2 separate regions of the Homo sapiens genome follow, and region 1 is linked to region 2. The links are chromatin loops, found by intact Hi-C in ENCODE. Cell type or tissue: CD14-positive monocyte. All regions are shown on one strand. Links, peaks and the distances in the headings refer to the core of each region. The heading gives the core; the rest is flanking DNA. Region 1 overlaps MCM2 (minichromosome maintenance complex component 2). Region 2 overlaps ABTB1 (ankyrin repeat and BTB domain containing 1).

Region 1 (10,376 bases), core at 246-4,245, 76 kb before region 2:
GAGCCTCGTGGAGATGCTCCTTTTGTGCCTTTTCAGCCTTAGCATGTGTGAGAGTACTGTGCAGGGCATCCTGCCGTCCCTAGGATGTCAGACAGTTGAGAGGCTTTCAAGGGCACTCCAGACTGGATGCATCTTTGCTATTATCAGTACCACCCCCAACGATGAGACTGCATGTGCTGTAGGCTGTAGAAGGAATGAGGAGTCTGGATAAATCTGCCCTGGACTTGGGGTCAGGGCATGGGTCCTAGACGGCTTTCCTGTTCTGCCTGATGGAGTTGTTCAGGCCGGATGCCCCTCCTCTGCTGTTTCCCCTCCCTGTCTTGACCCTTTCTCTTTGCTTCTCTGAGAAGCAAAGAGAGAGGCCCTTGGCAGGGGGCTTCTGGGTAGAGGTATCTGAGGGATGGCTGAGCCCAATTACATTTGTTTTTGTGGTTTTTCAAAAAAAAAAAAAAAAACTTTATTGGGCTATAGTTTTTTAGAGTTTACCCCTTGCGAAAATATAATTCAATGCAAATTCATGGTAAATTTCCTGAGTTATGCAGCCTTCACCACAATCCAGTGTGAGAACAGGGCCGTTTTCCCATTGAGGTCCCTCCTGCCTGCTTATAGTTCATTCTCAGTTCTTACCCAACCCACAGGTAAGAATTAAAGACCTGTCTCTAGATTTTCCAATCTGGTCATTTCATATAAATTGAATCATATTATATATGCACTTTTGTGGTGGGCTTTTTTCTCTTAGTGTGGTTTTAAGGTCTTTCTGTGTTCTTGCATGTGCAGCACTCCATTCCTTTTTGTGGCTGAATCATATTTCTTTGTATGGAGATACCACATCTATTCATCAGTTGATGGATGTTGGCTTCCTCAAGCCTTTTGGCGATTATGAATAATGTTGCTATGAACATTCATTACAGGTCGTGTTTTTTTGTTTGTTTGTTTGTTTGTTTTTGAGTTTTGCTCTGTCGCTTAGGCTGCAGTGTAGTGGCACAATCTCAGCTCACTGCAACCTCCGCCTCCCAGGTTCAAGCAATTCTCCTGCCTCAGCCTCCCAAGTAGCTGGGATCACAGACATTTGCCACCACACCGGCTAATTTTTCTATTTTTAGTAGAGATGCGGTTTCGGTTTTACCATGTTGGCCAGGCTGGTCTTGAACCCCTGACCTCAGGTGATCCACGTGCTTCAGCCTCCCAAAGTGCTGGGATTACAGGTGTGAGCCACCACACCCGGCCCGTTACAGGTTTTTATGTGACCAGATCTTTAATTCTGTTGGCTATGTAGGAGTGAGATTGTTGGTCTTGTGTTTAATCTTTTGAGGAACTGCCAGACTGTTTTCAAAAGCAGCTGCACTATCTTGCATTCCCACCAGCAACACATGAGGGTTCCACTCCTCCGTGTTCTTGCCAACATTGGTCTTTTTGATTCTGGCCATCCCTGCAGGTGTGAAGTGGCATCTCATTCCTGATGGCTAATGATGTTGAACATCTTTTCGTATGCTTGATTGGCTATCTGTGTATCTTCAGAGAAATCCTGGACTCACTTTTTAATTGGGTTGCTTGTCTTTTTACTATTGAGTTGTAAGAGGTTTTTTACATATTCTGAATATAAGTCCTCTATCAGATATGTAATTTGCAGTTATTTTCTCCTCAATCTGGCTTATCTTTTTCGTGGTTTTAATGTTTTCTTTTGAAGTGCAAAAGTTTTGAAATTTGATGAAGTCCAGTTTAACTTTTTTTTTTTTTTTTTTTTGTATGAACCAATTAGAAGTTTGCTGAGGGCATTTTGTGTGACTTGAGATCCAGGGAGAATGGGACCGATACCTTTTCCCCGAAAACATGGAAGAAATCAGACCTGGTCAACTCTGATATCTGCCTGGCTGGGTTCTGCTTGGGGCATCAACAGCATAAAAAGATTTGTTCTGACAGTAGTTTGACAATGTTTATTGCAGAAAAATAGTAGCAGTTTCTCTTGTCACCATTTAACCTGAAAAAAGGAGAATTCAAGGGGATTGTCTTGGGGAGGCAGTATGGCATGGGGGAAGGAGCTCTGGGCTTGGACTATATTTTGACACTCAGGTCTACAGAGCGACCATAGGCAAAAATCACATTTTCCCCTCAACTACCCATTTCCTCATCTTTCAGATGGAATGACAGTGTCTCCTCCTCAGGGAAGAGAGCACTGCAGGGAAGAGAGCACAGTGCTTTGCACTCGCTGGGTGCCTTATTAAGGCATTACTTCTCTTCAGTATCTGAAGGAAGATAATGTGGAAAATGTGTGTCTGATGGTCTTAGAGTAGCTCAAAGGGTTGAGACAGTGGGTGGCCATTTCAGAGGGCTGGTTTGGCTGACTGTGCATGGAAGCCAGGACATCAGGTTGTTGAAGGCGGCATAGTCAGAGATGGGGAAAGTACAGGGAGAATTCCAGCCCTCACGGGGAGTTGGGTCAGCTCTCTGAAGCCTTTTGGTCTAATGTTTTGTGGTTCCTTGAATTATTTTTTCTTATTGGGCGCATAGAAGCTGTCTGGAGATCTACCTCCCCTTTTGTAATTGTGGTAAAATACACATAACAAAATTTACCTTTTCTTTTGTTTTTTTTTTGAGACAGAGTCTCACTCTGTTGCCAGGCTGGAGTGCAGTGGTGTGATCTCGGCTCACTGCAACCTCCGAAAGTGATTCTCCTGCCTCAGCTTCCCAAGTAGCTGGGACTACAGGCGCCCACCACCGCGCCCAAGTAATTTTTGTATTTTTAGTAGAGACGGGGTTTCACCGTGTTAGCCAGGATGGTCTCGATCTCCTGACCTCGTGATCCGCCCGCCTCAGCCTCCCAAAGTGCTGGGATTACAAGCATGAGCTACTGCCCTGGCCCAAAATTTACCATCTTAACCTTTTTTGTTTGTTTGTTTGTTTGAGACGGAGTTTCACTCTTGTTGCCCAGGCTGGAGTGCAGTGGTGCTATCTCGGCTCACTGCAACCTCTGCCTCCCTGGTTCAAAGTGCTAGGATTACAGGCATGAGCCACCGCACCCAGCCCTTTTGTTTGTTTGTTTGTTTTGTTTTGTTTGCTAGTTTTTTGAGACAGGGTCTTACTCTGTCACCCAGGCTGGAATGCAGTGGCACGAACGTGGCTCACTGCAGCCTTGAACTCCTGCGCTCAAGCAATCCTCCCAGCTCAGCCTCCTGAGTAGCTAGGACTATAGGCATGTGCCACCAGGCCTGGGTTATTTTTTTTTTCTTTTTGTTTTTTTTGAGACGGAGTCTCACTCTGTTGCGACCAGGCTGGAGTGCAGTGGCACAATCTCTGCTCACTGCAACCTCTGCCTCCCGGGTTCAAGCGATTCTCCTGCCTCAGCCTCTCGAGTAGCTGGGACTAGAGGCACATGACACTACGCCCAGCTAATTTTTGTATTTTTAGTAGAGATGGAGTTTTACCATGTTCGCCAGGATGGTCTCAATCTCTTGACTTCGTGATTCATCCGCCTTGGCCTCCCAAAGTGCTGGGATTACAGGCATGAGCCACCGTGCCCGGCCATTTTCTATTTTTATACAGATGGGGTCTCACTATGTTAAGGCTGTTCTTGAACTCCTGGGCTCAAGTGATCCTCCTGCCTTCACCTCCCAAAGTGCTGGAATTATAGGCATGAACCACCATGCCCAGCCATCTTAACCATTCTTATGTGTATGGTTCAGTGGCATTAAGTACATTCATATTGTTGTGCGGCCATCACCGCCATCCATCCACAAAAGTCTTTTCAGTTTGAAAACTGAAACTGTCTCGGTTAAACACTAACTCCCCATTCTTCCCAGCACCTAGCAACCATCATTTTACTTTCTGTTTCTGTGAATTTGACCGCTCAGTGAGTGGAACCATATAGGATTTGTCCTTTTGTGCCTGGCTTCTTTCACTCAGAATCATGTCCTCAAGGTTCATCCATGTGCCAGCACGTGGCAGAATTTCCTTCTATTTTAAGGCTTCATCGTCCATCATATGGACAGATCGTGTTTTGTTCATCCATTGGAGATCTTTTCTGAGCCTTCTGTGTTTCTGACCTGGAAGCGCTGAGCCTACCCACAATGGGGCTCCTGAACCTTAGGGAACAGGCCCAGTTCCTGGATGGGGTTTGGTGCTTAGGGTTTTCCTTTTTGGCAGTAACCACATCTGTTTTGGTGCTCCCTCAGGGACTACCGCGCCATCCCAGAGCTGGACGCCTATGAGGCCGAGGGACTGGCTCTGGATGATGAGGACGTAGAGGAGCTGACGGCCAGTCAGAGGGAGGCAGCAGAGCGGGCCATGCGGCAGCGTGACCGGGAGGCTGGCCGGGGCCTGGGCCGCATGCGCCGTGGGCTCCTGTATGGTAGGTCCAGTTGTCTGCCTGCCCGAGGGACTGGGAAGCTGGGAAGGAGTCTGGGAGGGGAGTAGAAGGTGCTGGGGATGACCGCAGTAGCAGGTGTCTCTTGCCTCCCCAGACAGCGATGAGGAGGACGAGGAGCGCCCTGCCCGCAAGCGCCGCCAGGTGGAGCGGGCCACGGAGGACGGCGAGGAGGACGAGGAGATGATCGAGAGCATCGAGAACCTGGAGGATCTCAAAGGCCACTCTGTGCGCGAGTGGGTGAGCATGGCGGGCCCCCGGCTGGAGATCCACCACCGCTTCAAGAACTTCCTGCGCACTCACGTCGACAGCCACGGCCACAACGTCTTCAAGGAGCGCATCAGCGACATGTGCAAAGGTGTGGCTTCCCTACGCCCCCGCCTCAGCCCCTGTAGCGCCTCCCTAAATCCTCCCCAGAAAGTTGTCTGAGCCGAGTGAACACGTGAAGCACAGGGCATATGGCTGAGAGGTCTGTCAGAGAAACCAAAAGTTTTGAGTTTTGCATCAGGGCTCTCCTGCTGGCTATGCAGTGACCACATCTGGGCCACCAAAGCGTTTTTTGACAAGCTTGAAAATGGACAGATTTTATATAAAAATCTGGATTACTACTTTGATCTTTGTAATAGGAATTGACTCTTTTTTTTTTTTTTTTTTTTTTTGAGACGGAGTTTTGTTCTTGTTTCCCAGGCTGGAGTGCAATGGCACGGTCTCGGCTCACTGCAACCTCCGCCTCCTGGGTTCAAGCGTTTCTCATGCCTCAGCCTCCCGAGTAGCTGGAATTACAGGCATGCACCACCATGCCTGACTAATTTTTTTTTTTTAGTAGAGAAGGGGTTTCTCCATGTTGGTCAGACTGGTCTCAAACTCCCGACCTCAGGTGATTTGCCCGCCTTGGCCTCCCAGAGTGTTGAGATAACAGGCGTGAGCCACCGTCCCCAGCCAGGAATTGACTTTTAAAAGGGACATGTAGATCTTGATTCCTGCAATTCCTTCCACTGCTTTTTGTCCTGTGTTTGTCAGTTTCTTCCTGGCTCTTGTAAGGCGTTTCATGTTTGTAGCTGTGTAGGCACTCTGCTCATATTTAATTTAACCCCCCAGCAACTTTGTACACTGTGTGACATGCCCATTTTACGGAGTAGGAAGTTGAAGCTCAGGCTATGTCACAGCTGAAGTGTGGTAGACCTAGAAGTGAAAGCTGGGCTTTCTAGGTCAAAATCAATGGTCGGGGTGGGTAGGCCTTGCTTCTCACACAGGCATTGTTGCAGCCCAGCCCAGGCCTCATGCTTAGTTAACTCTCTTCCCACTGTGCCCCCTTCTAGAGAACCGTGAGAGCCTGGTGGTGAACTATGAGGACTTGGCAGCCAGGGAGCACGTGCTGGCCTACTTCCTGCCTGAGGCACCGGCGGAGCTGCTGCAGATCTTTGATGAGGCTGCCCTGGAGGTGGTACTGGCCATGTACCCCAAGTACGACCGCATCACCAACCACATCCATGTCCGCATCTCCCACCTGCCTCTGGTGGAGGAGCTGCGCTCGCTGAGGTGAGCTGAGGGCAGGTGAGGATGGCAGGTCCGAGCTCAGTGCTGGGTGACTCGGTCGTGATTCCTGAAGAGCGATTGTGGTGTGGGCGGGGAGGGTGCAGCCAGCAGCATCCTCATCGCAGGTGAGTTGTGGTTGCACAGGAGTGTGATGGGAGGGATCTTCCCGGGCTGGGGGCTGGGCCCAATTTCCAGGACAGTGTGTTGGGACACTCTCGTCTGCAGCCTGGCCTCACCCTGGCTCACGGCTTCTGATGCACCCTCTGCCTCCGCAGGCAGCTGCATCTGAACCAGCTGATCCGCACCAGTGGGGTGGTGACCAGCTGCACTGGCGTCCTGCCCCAGCTCAGCATGGTCAAGTACAACTGCAACAAGTGCAATTTCGTCCTGGGTCCTTTCTGCCAGTCCCAGAACCAGGAGGTGAAACCAGGCTCCTGTCCTGAGTGCCAGTCGGCCGGCCCCTTTGAGGTCAACATGGAGGAGGTGAGAGAGGACACAAGGTCTGCTGCCAGCTGTCCTTAGGGGTGCCCAGTATGCAGGACCTGACTGGCCTCTCAGGCTGTGGAAGACCAGTGTGGGCAGCCGCAAGAAGCAAGATAGAATTGTGTGTTGGCCACACCCTGGGGTGGACCCAGTCTGTCTGGCCAGTGGACTTAGCTTGGCCCACACGACGTTTTTAGGAATTCAAGTCAATATTTAAGTCAGGCGATTTGTTTAAACCATACAAGTTTATGGCTCCTCTTGAAACATGAGAAGATCTGGCAAACAGGGCCCACTTCTTGCCAGGTCACTCCTTCAGGATGTGTGCTTACCAGTCTCCATGGTGCCATCACTCACGTGGGGTGGCTGCAGTCCCATCGGGACTTCCCCTCAGCTTGTTTCTGGGACCTGTCTGGCTCACGTGGGGCCCCTGGACCATACCAACCTCCTGCACCATATTCAGGAGACGCTGCCAAAGCCTCTGATGTTAAGGTCTTAGGCACATGTAATGTGCCTTTGTACTTGAGCGTCCCTGTAAATGGGCTCATCGCCATCGCTGTGGTGGCGCCCAGGCCCCTTGACTGCCTTGCTGCTGTGGCTGTTGGCTGTCCTCTTCTCACCGCTCTGCAGTGCAGTTCTGCGAACTGTCCCAGCTGGAGCCACCTTGCCAGAAAATGCCTCAGAGGTTCCACCTGTGGCCACCTACAGCCAAAAGCTGACCCGTCTCGTCTCGGGTGGGGCAGCTGCAGGCCAGATGCCAGCTGAGCCACGTCTTTGCTCACTCTTCCCATGCCCTGTCTGTCTCCCTCAGGCCTTGCTTCTAGGGACCTGAGATAGTACCTGGTAGAGGGTTAACAGTTACAGCTATCATTCATGGAGTAACTTACCAGTGCCAGGTGGTGGGTGGTTTATTACCTGGTCCTTTTTCACAGCTCATGAGGCAGGAACTGTTACTGGCCCCACTTTGCCGAGTGTTTAGAGAACTGGCTGAGGTCACCCAACCAGAATGTGTGTTAGAGGTCCACAGCTCAGGCATCTTGATCTAGAGCATGTGCTTTTAACTGCAGTGCCATGTTGTGAGATAATGGGTACGAAATGACATGGCACAGTGCTGGCCTGTGATACTTGACAGTGACAGCCAAAACTTCCTGTAACTTAACATTTATCAGATGCTGGATTAGGTTGATGTATGTATGACTTGCTTTAATTCTTATTGTGAGGTTGCAGAGAAGGCACAGAGAGAGGAAGTCACTTGCCCAAGATCACACAGCTTAGACACAGAACCCAGGCAGCCTGGTTCCAGCATCGGTACTCAAGACAGCTTAGCTGTAAAGCATAGAGCAGGTGCTGAGTCTGGCCGTCAGAAGGCATCCCAGAGGGATGGTGTGGCAGGAGTGGGGACTGTCAACTGATGTGCTGAGTCGCCATGAACTCATTCCTTGCTGTCTTTGGCTCTCCATTTGCCACTCAGGAGTCGGAATCCTGCCTGTTCTCCCTCCTGTTCGGGGGTCAAGGTTAGGTGACATAGTAAGTCAGTGATTTGAGGCCTTCTGTGTGTCCCTCGCAGACCATCTATCAGAACTACCAGCGTATCCGAATCCAGGAGAGTCCAGGCAAAGTGGCGGCTGGCCGGCTGCCCCGCTCCAAGGACGCCATTCTCCTCGCAGATCTGGTGGACAGCTGCAAGCCAGGAGACGAGATAGTAAGTGGCCGGGGCAGGCTGGGAGGGAGCCAAGTTGCAGAGGGAACTGGCAGAAGCAGTTGTGGCTGGGCCGGTGGCGGTGTCTATGGTCGCAGGGGCACTCGGGCTAGGATCTGTTTTTGCATGGCTGAGGCAAAGAACTTTCTTCTGGTGGATGGGTTGTTGGAATGGTGGGTTTAGGAGGGGTTTTACTGAGTTACTTATCTTGGTGTCTGTAGTGTGGAGCACTTGCAATAGGAGAAACTGGAGGAAGGCAGCACGGAGGTGGGCACCCCTGGGTTAGGCTCTGACTTCTTGGCCCCTCCCTTTCCCCAGGAGCTGACTGGCATCTATCACAACAACTATGATGGCTCCCTCAACACTGCCAATGGCTTCCCTGTCTTTGCCACTGTCATCCTAGCCAACCACGTGGCCAAGAAGGACAACAAGGTTGCTGTAGGGGAACTGACCGATGAAGATGTGAAGATGATCACTAGCCTCTCCAAGGATCAGCAGATCGGAGAGAAGGTAGGTGGAAGGCAGGGGCAGGGGCTGTCAGGATGCTGTGAGAGGATATGGAGGGTTGCTGGGGCTGTGGTAGGCACCTAGGGCTCACTGCTCAAACCTTGCCTTATTCCCCTGGAGCTCAGTAAGCTTGTCTGGAAGGGAGGCCCTGTGCTCCAGGGAAGAGGTAAACTCGCATTGGGGATGGGTGAACCTGGCTGTGGCTCCACCATGGGCCAGCGAGGTAGTGGGATAACTTGGATGACCTCTCTGAGTCTGTGTGGTGGGAGGAGTCCCCTGCTGAGGACGGGGTTGCGACGAGAAGAGCTCTTCCTTTAGCAGATCATTTCAAGCTGTGGTTTGAAATTGGAACAGAGGCAGGGCAATAGGATAACTTGTGTCATGAGGGATTCCTAGGGATCCAGCTGTGGCCAACGGGAATTTCTTCAGAAAAACAACCCAGAATGGTGGTGTTTTTTGTTTTTTTTTGTGATGGAGATGGGGTCTCACTACGTTGTCCAGGCTGGTCTCAAACTCCTGGCTCAAGATCCTCTCACATTGGCTTCCCAAAGTGCTGGGCTTACAGGTGTGAGCCCTTGTGCCCAGGCAGTTGGGCAGTTGGTTTTTAGTATAGACATCCTTACTGAAGGATGAGGAGATGGGGATTTATGTTGCAGAAATACGGATTACTTAAACAGAACGTTAAATTTCTGTTGATAAAAACCCTTTGCTGTTTCTCCCACATTACCTCCATCCTGCCCCCAGAGCACCGTGTGTTCTCAAGCTCGCTGCTCTCCCCTTTCTCTTCCTTCCTTCCTCTGTTTCTCAGTCAACTTCCTTTTTTTTTTTTTTTTTTTTTTTTTTTGAGATGGAGTCTCTCTGTCACCCAGGCTGGAGTGCAGTGGCATGATCTCAGCTCACTACAGCCTCTGCCTCCTGGGTTCAAGCGATTCTTGTGCCTCAGCCTCCCGAGTAGCTGGGATTACAGGCACACATCACCGCACCTGACTAATTTTTGTATTTTTAGTAGAGACAGATTTCACCATGTTGGCCAGGCTGGTCTCGAACTCCTGACCTCAGGTGATCCGCTTGCCTCAGCCTCCCAAAGTGCTGGGATTATAGGTGTGAGGCACCACGCCCGGCCTTCAAGTCAACTTGAACTTCAGTTTTTAATGCAGAGCAGTTTAGTTCGCCCTTTAACCTCCACTCTTCTGCCCTCTGGCAAGATAAAATTCAGTTCCCATTTGGCTTCTTCAGTGAACTGGGTGATTTCCTTCTGACGTATGTAAACCCCCCAGGGACAGGAGCCATCACTGGCTTAATCACCTCTGTCTCCAGGGCCTGGCTGCAGGAGGCCCTGAGTAATTTTGAAGGAATGGATGGTGGGGTAAGGAGAGCTGTGTCCAGGCTGCAGGTTAGCTGATTTGTTTTGGTTGTTTCTCTCCATCCACCTTCCCCTGAAGCCTGTGGAGCCCCCTTTCTTGGTTCCTCTGAGGCACGGCTATGGTTGCCCCTTCCTTTTCCTCCTCACGCATCACATTTACCCATGTCTGCCTGCCACTTAATATTCCTACACATGCATGGTTTGTTCTGTTCCTTTCTTTACTCCTTGAGGCGTGTATTCCAAGTAGGCAGGGTAGTTTTGTGTCTCGGTTCCTTTTCTCAAGTGTATTGCGTGTCTTTGCATCCACCGTGAGAAGCTGCTGCAGGCTAGACGCAAACCCAGTAGGGGCAAAGCATCCAGCATTTGTGGGCTTATATGTTACTGTCATTGTTCAGGAAAGCTCCAGAAATGCATCCCTGGCAGAGGCTGGT
Region 2 (7,926 bases), core at 353-4,352:
AGGAACAGCAGGAGGTTGTGCTGGGTGGCTGCCTCTGACATTACTTTCTGGTTTTCTGCCCACAGATCAACCCCGTGGCCTTTGGGGCCCTGCTGCAGTACCTGTACACAGGTGACCCCCTGGGTCCAGGGTAGGAGGAGAGGGAGTGGGCCGTCCTTCTGGACAGCAGTACACCTAGGTGTGGCTGGGCTGACCTTTCACCTCTAGACACTTCATGGTCCCCCCGGGGTGGTTCCAGCTGCCTCTCGGGTTGGGTTGCAAGAGAGAGGACTAGTGTGCCTGCTCAGGAAGAGCTTGTCCCACCCACATGCTGAGGCCCTCCCATCTGTTCCCTGGGGCCTGTAGAACAGCTTTTGATGGGGAAACCATGGTGGCAAGTGGGCCCAGGAGTCCTAGTCCTGCAGCCAGGTGGCCAGGTGGGAGGGGATCACCCTTTTTCTGTGGGCCTGATGACAGCTGAGGTCCCGCAGGCCCTCATCCTCCCCACTGCCCCCAGGCCGCCTGGACATTGGCGTAGAGCATGTGAGTGACTGTGAGCGCCTGGCCAAGCAATGCCAGCTGTGGGACCTGCTCAGCGACCTGGAGGCCAAGTGCGAGAAGGTGTCTGAGTTTGGTGCGAGCAGGGTTTGGGGCCCGGGGCCATGGGTGCGGCCTGGCAGGGCTGGCCTGGCTCCCTGAAGTTGTTCTTCCCCTGTAGTGGCGTCTAAGCCAGGCACGTGTGTGAAGGTGCTGACCATCGAGCCCCCACCTGCAGACCCCCGCCTCCGGGAGGACATGGCGCTGCTGGCCGATTGTGCCCTGCCCCCCGAGCTCCGAGTAAGTGCGGGGCTGGTGGGCAGGAAGGGCGTTTTGGGATGGCAGGCCGTGACAGGCAGCCCAGATACTTGGGCTCAATTCCTTGTGTGGTCCTGGACCAGTTACTTCCCTTTTCTGAACCTAGTCGTTCACTTCTGTGAACAACTGCTCTGATGGGGTCACCTCTTCTGTACCCCAGGGTGATCTTTGGGAGCTGCCCTTCCCTTGTCCTGACGGCTTCAACAGCTGCCCTGACATCTGCTTCCGAGTGGCTGGCTGCAGCTTCCTCTGCCACAAGGTGCCTGTGCCCTCCTGTTGCCCCTGGCCCCAGCCCGTTGCCCTGAGCCCCCGTCTAGCTCCTCAGGAGACAGACCCTGGCCCTCACACTTCCTGAGCCCGGCCTCCCCCAGGCCTTTTTCTGTGGCCGCAGTGACTACTTCCGAGCCCTGCTGGATGACCACTTCCGAGAGAGCGAGGAGCCAGCGACCTCAGGGGGCCCCCCAGCCGTCACCCTGCATGGCATCTCACCCGACGTCTTCACTCACGTGCTCTACTACATGTACAGCGACCACACTGAGGTGGGGGCTCAGGCAGAGCTGGGGATGGCACACAACCTGTGCTGCCGTGGGCTGAGAGGGAGCGCCAGGGCCCTGGGGGTCTGTGGAAGGGCCCAGCTGGCCCCATGGTTGACGTTTTGAGAAGGCTGGAGGGGAAGGCTGTGGGACTTTGGATTTTTCTTTCAGGTAGAGGAAGCCTTGTTGGGCTCCAGAGAGAGGATGAGTGATGAGCCTGTGTCACAGACACTCCACACTTGTCAGCCACTTGGGATCCTCAGCTTCTCTAGCAGGAGGGTGGAGGGTGGGTGGGGACAGCCTCCTCTCTGTGGTGCTGCAGATCCCTGGGGTTCTGGGTTCCCAGTCTCCTCTTCCCTTGCTGCCTGCCTCTGTCTCCAGCTGCCCCAAGGTGTCCGTAAGCCAAGGCTGCAGGGCAGCAGCAGAGTGCTGAAGGTTTGCTCTGCCAGGGTGTGTGAGAGAGAGAGAGAGTGTGTGTGTGCGTGCGCGTGCGCGCGCACTATAAAGCAATCCCCATATCTGGTGGCTTAAAGAAGAGGGGAGTTTGTTTCTCCTTCACTTCTGACTGAGGTGGGTGCCCCAGGGCAAGTGGCTTGCGGAAGATCAGGTCATCCCTCCATCTTGCCCCTGTATGCCTAAGGGTGAAGGTCAAAAACCTTTTCTCTGAAGGTGAGTGTTTCAGGTTCTGTGGGCCATATGGCCCTGTTGTAGCTACTCAACTCTGTAGCGCAAAGGTAGCCAGAGACAGTACAGAGATGAGTGGGTGAGGCTGCATTCCAATAAAACTTTACTTGCACAAACAGGCTGGATTTGGTCCACAGGCCGTAGCTTACCCATCCTGCCTGGGGCATCGCGTTTGGCCATGGAGATTGGGTCCTAGGCAAACTCATGCTCTAGGAGGAAGAGGAAGGCAGGGCAAGCAATGCTGTTTTTGTAGAAGCCACCGGAAATTGCACCACTTCTCATGTTCCCCTGGAGAGAACTTCGTGCCTACCTGCCAACAAGGGAGGCTTGGAAAGTCATTCTGTGGCCAGGGCCCTGTTTTGTGGGGGAAGGGGAGGAAGCATGCTGGGAGACAGAGGGCAGTCCCTACTGCTGCTCTATCTCCAGTGGCAGCTCCCTTGTCCATCCCTCCGCGCGGCCTGACAGCCCCTCAGCCTCCATCTTTCCCACCCCCTCTACTGGGCATCTCCTGCAGCTCAGCCCAGCTCTCTGGCCCCTGTAGCAGGGGTTACCTTTGCCCACCCTGGAGAAGCTCCCTCTTCAAGGAGCCTCGCCACCCAAAGGGCACCTTGTCTCAGAGTGTGGCTTGGGCTCTTAACCTGGGTTGATACTGGTTGAGCTGTGTGACACTGGGTGAGCTTTGTGATCTTGGGCCAGTTACTTAACTGCTCTGTGCCTCTAGAACATGGGGATAGCTCTCGTCGTCACTTCCTAAGGCCTTGTGCAGATGCATGGGTTACCCAGGTAAAGGAGGTGGCATGGCACATGGCACATGGCTTGTAATGTGGTCGCAGAGCTCCCCTTGTCTCTGTCTGCAGCTTGCTCCCTGTGCCACCCAGGCTCTGGCCTGAATCTGAGGGCTTCAGTCTTATCCAGCACAGGATGTATCTGTAGGTGGGCTCTGTGTCCCCACAGCCTCTTGAGAGGGAGGGAGCTGGTAGATAGTCTCCCACCCCTGGCAGAGTCCCTGCATAGGTCTTGACTAGCTGCCTCTGTCCCACCATTCTGACAGCCCCCGCAGGTAGGCATGGTTATCTATACCTCATGGACTGGGAACTAGAGGCACAGGGAGGTGCAGTGACTTGCCCAGGGCCCCACAGCTAGAAGTGTCAGACCCAGGTCTGTATAACTCGGAGCTCAGACCCTGGCTCCTGCGAGGGCCCTGCCTCCCGCCTGCCCTGCCAGCCTGCTCAGGGCATGGGAGAACCCCCCAGTCTTCTGCCCCCTAGCGGTCCTGCAGATCCCTGTGGGAATCTGGGCCAGCCCCCCGACCCCCAACCCCATACATGCGCAGGGAGCTCCTACTCCCACTGGAAGCCTTCCCGCCAGTGCCCCCCAACCACCACAGGCCCTAGCCTTGGCTGTTGTGCCCTGGGAGCCCTTGGTGACCTCGGGGGGCACCTTCATCCCTGTCTTCACTGCAGCTGTCCCCCGAGGCAGCCTATGATGTGCTGAGCGTCGCCGACATGTACCTGCTGCCAGGCCTGAAGAGGCTGTGCGGCCGCAGCCTGGCTCAGATGCTAGACGAGGACACTGTGGTGGGTGTGTGGCGCGTGGCCAAGCTCTTCCGCCTGGCGCGGCTTGAGGACCAGTGCACTGAGTACATGGCCAAGGTCATTGAGAAGGTGGGCCAGTGGTCTGCAGTGGGTGGGAAGGAGGGGTGAGAGGGCAGGCACCCCTCCACTGAGCTGGCCCTTCCCGCTCATAGCTGGTGGAGCGGGAGGACTTCGTGGAGGCGGTGAAGGAGGAGGCAGCGGCTGTGGCAGCCCGGCAGGAGACGGACTCTATCCCGCTGGTGGACGACATCCGCTTCCACGTGGCCAGCACGGTGCAGACCTACAGCGCCATAGAGGAGGCGCAGCAGCGTCTGCGGGCACTCGAGGACCTGCTCGTGTCCATCGGTCTGGACTGTTGAGCCCCTGGCTGGGCAGCCCCAGGGGCCAGGAGCTCTCTTGGAGACAAGCATGTGTATGCGTTTGTGTGCAGCTCTTCTTCCTGCTCCCTGCACATTGAGGGCTTCATGGGGGGTGCGAGGGGCTCAGTGGGGCTTCTCTTCCCTCCATGAGCCTGGAGACCCCAGGGGAGGATCCATTTGGGATGAGCCCCCTCCCCCCAATGCACAAGCCAGCCCCCAAGACCCTGGGGGTGGACACCACTCAGGGAAACCTGGGGTGGGGGTGGGCTTTGGTCTTAGCACTTTCCTTCTCCAGATCCCCCCTACCCACCCCAGTCCCAAATCCAGTCCTCTGGCCCTTGCCTAGCCCTGAATTGCTTCTCTAAGCTGGTGTTCCCATGCACAGGGCCATTCAGGAAGGGCTGGGGGAGTGTGTGTGGCAATAAAGCTTGAAGGCACCGTGGGAGCATGAGCCTGTGTCCTGGGGTACAGCTTGGGAAGGGTGGGGCCTTCTGGAGCCAGTGGAGCTGGTGTGACCAAGGAAAGAAGCTCTAGAGTTGGGGGCTCCCAGCAGAGGCTGGCCCAGAGCCCAAGGGCCAGGGTACCTGGCTGAGCAGACCTAGAGATCTGCCACTGACCCCAGTGTGGCCTGGGCCCATCCTGGCTCCCTGCCTCCCTGTCTCCATGGATGCTGGTTGTGGTGGGCCTCATTCTAGGAGAGGGCCAGGACCAAAATGACCATTTTCTGTCAGCCCAGTGCCAGTCTTTTCCCCAGGGAGGACCTTGTGGCCCTTCCTGCAGGGGCTGCTACCTTATTATGGGAAGGTAAGCTGCAGGGGCCAAGGGAGACCTTTCTCCTTGGCCCTCTGAAGGTTCACTGAAAAATTAACTTGCAAAAGGCAGAGTAACAGGAGAAAAGACACGCAAATTTATTTAGCATGTAGACATGGGCGTCTTCAGAATGAAGACCCAAAGATGGGAAGCTGTCCATTGTTAGGCTTAGGCTCAGCAAAGTGTGGCCAGCCGAGTAGAAATGGGATTGGCAAAAAGTGCAGGATCCTATGCTGACTGAACAGGGAAATGCAGCCAGGCCTGTCTAGATTCTTCTTGGTCTCTCTGAGCAGCCTGCCTGCCTACCTTCTGGGTGTGGGGCAGGACCCTCTGGAATGGGGGTCTTATGACCTATAGTCAAACAAGGTGGATCAGATTATTACTTTATGGCCAGTTTTTACACAGATACGGCAGAGGGAAAGTGAGAGTCCTGTTTTTAGGTTTTATGGCTGGCTTTGGGGAAAGGGGGCTCTGGTTTCTAGGGCCCGCCTAGGGGAAGAGGGATTCTAGTTTCTGTGGCTAGCCTCGGGATGATGAGACTGAGAGAAGGGGGCAAAAGTTCAGAGAGAAGCTCCTGCTTCTGAGGTTGTTGCTTGGGTCTTCATTTTGGGGTATTTGAGCCCCAAGGGGGTTTCTCACGATGAGCTGCAGGCCTGTGGACCGCCCCCCCACCAGGCCTCTGCCTTCTAACCTGGTTAAACTCAGTGTCGTGTCATGGCCCTGGGGGAGGAAAGGAAGGCTGGTTCTTTCACAGGGCTTCTAATATCGGGTGTCTCCACCCTCCCTGCAGTTATTTCACAGCTGTTCATGCTTTTTTTTTTTTTTTTTCTTTTCAGACGGATTCTCGCTCTGTCGCCCAGGCTGGAGTGCAGTGGTGCGATCTTGCTTGGCTCACTGCAACCTCCACCTCCCGAGTTCAAGCAATTCTGCTCAGCCTCCTGAGTAGCTGGGATTACAGGTGCACACCACCATGCCCGGCTAATTTTTGTATTTTTAGTGGACACAGGGTTTCGCCCTGTTGGCCAGGCTGAGCTTGAACTCCTAACCTCAGGTGATCCGCCTGCCTTGGCCCCACAAAGTGTTGGGATTACAGGTGTGAGCCACCATGCCCGGCCTCTTCATGCCTTTTTACTATGGTATTTTTGGATTTTTTCCCTTTTTCCTCCCCAGTGCATTTTCAGCCATGTTGCACTGGCATGTTGGTCGTCACATGGGGGAAGTTGTAGGTCTGAAGTGACCACTAGTGAGGGATCAGCTGGGACAAGTCATGGTGCAGCCTGCAGGAGGTGATGAGTGTGTTGGGGAGGTGTCCTGGGTAGGGCCTGTGGGTGGAGATTGTAGTTTGTGCAAGGGCCTGGGATCCTGAAAACAGCCTGAGATGGGATGGGCTGGCGGGGGTCTGCGCATTGCCAGAGCTGAGCTGCGGCCAGAGGACCAACCCCACCGTGGGTCTGCCTTTCACTGCTGGCCACCGCTCTGCCTGTTTGCCCGCCCACAAACTGGGGGTGATTATGGCAACTCCCTCTTACCTAGTGTTTGACCTATCCTGAGCCTGGTGTGTTAAACAAAGGCTGAGTCCACCTGGTGGGTGGGAGGTGGGAGCACGGGAGTGACAGGGGCTCACTCCGGTTGCCCTGGGGCACACAGGAAGGGAAGAGTGAGGCCAGGCTAGTGGCCTAACACCAGCAGGTCTCACCTCAGAGCACACACAAATCCTGGTGTGCCAAGAGAGATTTAAATATTTAAATAAAAAATTTTAATTCCTATGCATTTCTTTTCATATGCATTAGGGGAGAAAATGAGCTACTACATGAAACCTTTTTTTACAGATGTTATTATTTGAAATCATAAAGTTTCCAATCTTGAACAAATTTTAAATAAAACCCTAGTAAGAGGGCAGTTTAAGGAAAAATTATCTGGAGTTGGTATTTTAGTGGTTCACTGATACAGCAGATACATACAGCCAGGTGTACCAGCTATGGCACCTGTTCAGGGAGAGCTGCAGTCTGAGAACTGCCACCCCTCAGGAACTAGGCTGTGTGGTTGTTGGGGCAGCATTCCCCAGCCACACCACACCATTTCTCACTTTATTTTATTTTATTATTTTATTTTATTTTATTTTATTTTTTTGAGACGGAGTCTAGCCCTTTTACCCAGGCTGGAATACAGTGGTGTGATCTCGGCTCACTGCAACCTTTATCTCCCAGGTTCAAATGATTCTCGTGCCTCAGCCTCCAGAGTAGCTGGGGCTACAGGCGCCCACCACCATGCCCAGCTAATTTTCATATTTTTAGTAGAGACATTGTTTCACCATGCTGGCCAGGGTGGTCTCGAACTCCTGACCTCAAGTGATCCGCCCGCCTCAGCCTCCCAAAGTGCTGGGATTACAGGCATGAGCCACTGCACCCGGCCCCATTCCTCACTTTAGCCTCAGGCAGAGAAGACAGCGCGATGGGGAAACACTTATGTAGGAAGGTGTCCAATGCGGTATTGCAAATCAACAGGAAGCATTGCCAGCAGCCGCAGCGAGCAGCAAGTGGGGAAGGAACAGAGAGCATGGATGCGCAGAGCTTCCTGTAACTACGAGGGTGGTCAGTGAAGCTTCTGTGTCCACAAGGAAAAGGTGGAGGACATTCAGGCACTAGGGGGTGCTCCCCAGGCTTATGTGAGAAACCTGTAGCACAGACAGCCACACAGGAGTAGTGAACTACAACCATGGAATTTGAAATTTAGTGTCTAATACTTGGTTCTAAAATTGGGTTGATTTAAATTCAGAAGTGTGCTCTACTCTGACAAATGTTAAAATAGACTAATAGAAGACACATTTTGACACAGAGGCCCTGGGTTTGAGACTCCTCCATCATCCCTAAACCAGAGGAAGAGTTGCTGCGTGAGAGCTGGGGATATTTGATCTGATTTCTGTTTAGTTTCTGTAATGTAGCTGTGCTACCTTTAAAATTAAAAATAAAACAAAACATGTTTATCTCTTTAATTCATTCCCACTCCCAGGTGAAAAAAAAATTTTATTGTTGAATGAAAAATATTTTCATCATGTGTTATTGGAAAAATTATATGTATTCTCTCCCAACTCAAGATACCCACAAATTTTTA

The links. A loop is a pair of places that touch in the nucleus more often than their neighbours do. Peaks named below come from ENCODE experiments on the same cell type or tissue, not always from the same donor. Only the 100,000 strongest peaks of a DNase experiment are listed, where the experiment ranks them.
Region 1: it touches region 2 in a loop (4-fold over the local background); 29 of 110 quality-filtered maps call a loop at or near these places.

Annotation. Positions count from the first base shown.
Region 1 is chr3:127,600,439-127,610,814 of GRCh38, forward strand. It overlaps MCM2 (minichromosome maintenance complex component 2), which reads left to right. Exons shown (of 16, transcript NM_004526.4): 3 at 4,170-4,345; 4 at 4,458-4,718; 5 at 5,680-5,899; 6 at 6,172-6,379; 7 at 7,944-8,078; 8 at 8,394-8,585. Among named protein-coding and RNA genes, the nearest start is that of MCM2, 7.2 kb to the left of the region's middle. In CD14-positive monocyte, for the core only: no CTCF peak of the experiment used is centred there; no DNase peak of the experiment used is centred there; H3K27ac peaks cover 855 bases.
Region 2 is chr3:127,676,471-127,684,396 of GRCh38, forward strand. It overlaps ABTB1 (ankyrin repeat and BTB domain containing 1), which reads left to right. Exons shown (of 12, transcript NM_172027.3): 6 at 66-111; 7 at 497-613; 8 at 698-816; 9 at 995-1,093; 10 at 1,206-1,373; 11 at 3,515-3,715; 12 at 3,799-4,456. The coding sequence ends at 4,005. Among named protein-coding and RNA genes, the nearest start is that of ABTB1, 7.5 kb to the left of the region's middle. RefSeq lists an enhancer at 6,291-6,826. In CD14-positive monocyte, for the core only: no CTCF peak of the experiment used is centred there; DNase peaks (open chromatin) are centred at 921 and 2,311; H3K27ac peaks cover 485 bases.